2 separate regions of the Mus musculus genome follow, and region 1 is linked to region 2. A link is a loop called in an ENCODE intact Hi-C map of the cell type or tissue named here. Cell type or tissue: heart. All regions are shown on one strand.

What was found. Peaks named below come from ENCODE experiments on the same cell type or tissue, not always from the same donor. Only the 100,000 strongest peaks of a DNase experiment are listed, where the experiment ranks them.
Region 1: it touches region 2 in a loop (2.9-fold over the local background); 2 of 42 quality-filtered maps call a loop at or near these places.

The regions. Positions count from the first base shown.
Region 1 is chr3:95,015,037-95,017,536 of GRCm38, forward strand. Zfp687 (zinc finger protein 687) reads right to left here and starts at 421. Exons shown (of 9, transcript NM_001357863.1): 1 at 284-421. It overlaps 4930481B07Rik (a long non-coding RNA gene), which reads left to right and starts at 493. Exons shown (of 2, transcript XR_003954670.1): 1 at 493-1,241; 2 at 1,605-2,500. In heart, a CTCF peak has its summit at 1,369; DNase peaks (open chromatin) are centred at 555 and 1,375; H3K4me3 peaks cover 2,334 bases; H3K27ac peaks cover 1,906 bases.
Region 2 is chr3:94,887,208-94,889,707 of GRCm38, forward strand. No RefSeq gene overlaps it. Among named protein-coding and RNA genes, the nearest start is that of Psmb4, 1.5 kb to the left of the region's middle. In heart, a CTCF peak has its summit at 1,563 (motif pointing right); no DNase peak of the experiment used is centred here; H3K4me3 peaks cover 422 bases; H3K27ac peaks cover 467 bases.

The DNA.
Region 1 (2,500 bases), 130 kb after region 2:
CCGGCCGCACTCTGACTGCCTCTCAGTCTAAGAGCGCCAGGACTTAGGGGTCCAGGAACCCCCTCCCACGTTACCAGGCTAGGGGGCCGTGCTTCCAGCAAACTGGAGTTCCCACCGGTGGTCCTCGAAGAAGAAGGCGGCGACCCGGCCAGGCCAGCAGCCGCCCCAGGGGGCGGCGGCACGGAGAAGGGGGTAGTTGACCAAGTGGGGGAGGGGCAGGGGTATTTACCCGCCCCCCCGGGGGGCGGAGCCAGGGGCGGGTATTTGCCGCGAGCGTGCTTACTTGTTCCGATCCTGGTGCGGGCTGAGACCCTACGGCCTCCTCCCGGTTCCAGCCGCCACCGCCGCTACCGCCGCCGCCGCCCTCCCCGCGGCCGCCGCTACTTCCTGCTTCTCTCCGCTTCGGCCTCCCCTCTCCCTCAGCTCCCTCCGTGCTCCTAGTCCGGGCTGCCCGCTTTCATACTCGCCATTGGCTAATGGACCTGTCATTCAACTGTGAGCCCCACCCAGTCCCGTATGGGATTGGCCCTCCATACCCCGCTCGGAACTGGCCCCTCATAGTCTTCTCATCACTATTGGACAAAGGGCCTGGGCCCTGTGGAGAAGGTTCTCCCCATTGGCTGCTCCGGAGTCCACCTGCCCTGTCTGAGCAGCCCGAAAGCCATTGGCCGCCGCCGCTGTCGCTTAGCAAGAAGCCAGCCTTAGTCTTCGCTTTGGGTTGCGAGGGGTGACTAGCTAGCTCAGAAGCGTAGCCATCCTCTCTCCATTGGTCGCTCGAAGCTGGACACTGTGCCTCACATCTACAAACTTAGGAACTCTAGCTGTATGGCGGCGCGTCTAGGGGAACCTCGTCGGCTCCGTGTGGAACCTGGGTGTTTTAAGTGTTCGTGCCGTTTCCTCAGGCTAAGCCGCGCTCGAACGGATGCGGTGCTGGGGGTCACAAAATGAGGTGCCACCCCCAAACATTACGTCATCGGGGTGACCATTGCCTGGGGTTCCTCGCAGTCTAAACTGCTTTATAATCCGGATGGATGCGGTTCTGGCGTCCGCCTGCCTCTGGGCGTACGCACCACGCACGGCCCCTCCCTCTGCGGGAGAGCTGGACAGACTTTGGGATTCCGAGTGTAAAAGAAACCGGAACCACCGAGACCTGAGACCTGGGACACGCTGCGACCGGAAGTGGGGGAGGTGACGTTGGGAAGTGCTGGCGTGGCCTGGGCCACAACCAAGGAGAGCTTAAGGTAGTATGCTGATAGGCTTCTTACGCGAGAGAAGGAGGGAGCCCAGATCTATTTCCCATTTAAGAGAGCTCCCTTTTCTCCGCCCCTGACGGGAGCTGGCATTACTGTTCCCGTTGAGCTTTCCCGCGCTTTGCTGCCCCGCCCCTTGGAGGTGGGAAAAGGGGCGGAGTCGCCAGGGAGACGAATTGCCTTGACACTCACCCACCTGCGCTGGCTCAGGTTTTTGCTGGATCCATCTGCAGGCCCAGTGTGCCACCTGGCGCGCTCTCTACCCTGGCCCCGCGCCGCCGCCGCCCACCGCGACCGCAGCCGTTTCAAATGACAAGGGTTTTTAAATTTCTGTTTTATTTTCACTTTTTGCAGTGTTCGGAGTGGAACCTAGTGCTTCACCCAGTCCAAGCAAGCAGCCCACCGACATAGCAGCTTGGCGAGTGTTTTTGTTTTGTTTTGGCGATACTGATTATTGGACGTTGGGAGTCGCACACGCTTGGCAGGTGCACTCGTAACACTGAAGCTACTCTATACCCTATCACTTTTTGGGACAGGGTTTCCACTAAGTTGTCCTGCCTGCCTAGTAACTAGGGCTACACTGTTGCGCCATCAGGCCCAGGTTTGGGTAAAGCTTTTAAAAGAAGGCTCTGTTACCTCCCCTTGGACTCCCATAGCAGTGGATCCAAAAAATTCAGGCTTATGTATGGGAGGAATCTTGGAACCACTACATTCCACATGATGACATCAGACAAATCGTTCTACCTCCCTAAACCTATTGTCTCATGAATAAAATGGTAACTATAATATCCACCTGCCAAGATTATTTTTGTGAGCATGAAAAGCTTAGAAGGCAGAGTGCTATTTATATAGCGATAGCAAACAACGGGATAAATGCAGCCCCTACCTTTGCCTCATCTGCCATATTTCTCAGAGGTGCTGCAGCTCACAGAACTCTTTCTGAATAACGAGAGTTCTTTACTGGAGAGCTGAGGCTGTGGCTCCGTTGGTAGATTATATTTTACAAACTTGGGTTCGGGTTTTATGCTCATAATCCCAGCACTTGGAAGGTGGCGGCAGGAGTACCAAGTTCAAAGCTACTTTTGGCTCCATAGGGAGTCTGATTTCCACCCGGAATACATGAAACTCTTGAGTCCAACAAGGGAGAAAAAACCCTACTGAATATATTCCATTCCCATATTTTCCTCTGGGTCTTTCTATAGGTTTAATAATTACTATTCATATACATGTATTGTGATTAGAGCTTTATG
Region 2 (2,500 bases):
ATCAATATCAAAAACAAGGCTTGAAGAATCACTGGACCCAAGCTCTCTTACTGTTTTACTTCTCAGAGCCGGCCAATAGAGCAGGCATTATCAACTTATTTGATAGATAAGAAGCCGAAGCATAAGATACAGTGGTTTACCCCGTTACAGTCAATAAAAGGTAGAAAAGATACAAACCAAGGGGAGAGATGGCCCACGTTTATAGCACTGGGGTTCGAATCTAAGCACCCACGGGGTGGCTGACAATCACCTGTAACTCCTCTTCTAGCCCTGAGGGCACCAGGCACTTATGTGGTGAACAAGGGGGGGTGGGGGGGAGAGAAGAGGGAGAAAGAGAAAAATCTTAGTATTCAGAAGGCTGGAACAGAAGGAATGCCTCCAGTACAAGACCATTCTGGACTACACTCAGAGTCCAGGACAACCTGAACTACTGAGAGATCTTGTATTAAAAGAAAAAAGAATCCACAGTGAACTAGAGGCAGTGGAGGAATTCCCCTGCCCCCTCAAGATAGCATACAAAACAATAGGTTTCATTACAGCCTTTTCATCCTAGATGTCGTTTTACTCTACCCTCACTGGTGCCCATCTCAGTGCCTTCCCTGTCTTCCTGCTTCCTCCTCCCTGTCTAAGAAGACCCTTCGTGCTTCCACTGACACGTGTTCTATTACCTTCTAATCCTTCACCCGGGTCCCTAAAGAGCCTTTTCCTTATGAGCACCTTTCTACTTTCCTGACCTAATACACACATACAAACACACCTAGATTCCACATATGAGAGAATATTGATGTTGAAGTTCTGACCCAGAACAATTGGCTGAGGTGCATATTTAACATATTCAAGTCGACATAGCCTCCAGGTTCTCCCAGCATCCCTCAGTCCCTACCTGGCACAACCCACCCTTTACTCTGAACTTTTCCAGCCCAGGGGCCAGGATTCCCCTCCCCACAGAGGCTCTTTCCTATATAATCCAGACATTATTTGTCTGAATATTAATTTTGCCTAATATTCTCTTGTATTTCCTTCAGAGACTCTAGTGTATACAATCCTTTTTTAAAAAAGATTTATTTATTTATTATATGAGTACATTGTAGCTGTCTTCATACACACCAGAAGAGGGCATCGGATCCCATTACAGATGGTTGTGAGCCACCATGTGGTTGCTGGGAATTGAACTCAGGACCTCTGGAAAAGCAGTCAGTGCTCTTAGCCACTGAGCCATCTCTCCAGCCCTGTTTACCATCTATTTGAACATGTCCCTGTGGCTCTTAAAAAAAAAAAAAAGATTTGTTTATTTGGGGCTGGAGAGATAGCTGTTCTTCCTGAGGACCCAGATTTGATTTACAGAACCTACTTGGTGGCTAGTAACCATCTGTAACTCTAGTTCTATAGGGTCTGACATCATATTGCAGTGTGGGCACCAGCCACTCACATGCTGCATCCATACATATACTAAAATAATAGTAACTACCATCATTGCTTCTCAAAATGTTTTGTATGATGGGTGTTTTGCCTGCAGGTGTTCAGGACATGTGTGTGGTGTCTTTCAAAGCCAGAAGAGGGTGCTGTTTCCTCTGGAATTGTAGCTACAGGTGGTTGTAAGCCACCAAATGCTGGAATCAAATCAGCAATTTGCAAGAGCAGCAAATGGTCTTAATCACTGAGTCATCCCTCCAGCCCTTGTTTGTTTTTGAGTCACCATTCTATGTTGGGTATTTTCTACAGACTCACTTACAAGGCTCTCTACACAGCCCAGCCTAGACCTCCCTATACTGTCATGATGGACTCTTTCACTCGTCAATTTGACACGATCTAGAGTCACCTAGGAAGAGAGTCTAGTTCAGGATGGCCTACAGATGTGCTTATAAAGGGGTTTGGTTAACTGAGGTGAGACTAGCACTCTGATTATGGGTGGCCCCATTTCATGGGCTGGACCCTGAATTGTATGAGAATCAAGAGAGAAAAAAAGGAAGCCAAGAAAATGGTGCATGCACTCGGCCTCGTTCTCTGCTCCTGCCTCCCAATGTGGAAGGCTGCTTCAGGTTGTTCCTGCCTTGCCCCCCTGCAATGATGTGCAGTAACCTAGAACTGCATAAGCCAAATGAACCTTTCTATAGCTTCGGGCTTTTCCACCCATGCCTTACTACCTGGGTGGGGGTGAGGGGAGAACCAACTCAGATGTTTAATATTATTTACAAACTCCTAGGCCATAAGCTAAGCTAGTTCCCCGACTAACTCCTAACTTATTTTGTCTTTGTTGTTGTTGTTGTTGTTGTTGTTGTTTTTCCGAGACAGAATTTCTCTGTGTAGCCCTGGCTGTCCTGGAACTCACTCTGTAGAGCAGGCTGGCCTCGAACTCAGAAATCCGCCTGTCTCTGCCTCCTGAGTGCTGGGATTAAAGGCGTGCGCCACCACACTCGGCGACCATTAGATCTTTATTGATGATTCTTCTACACAGAACACAGATTATCCCAAAGCCTTTCCTAATTTTTTGTTGTTGTTG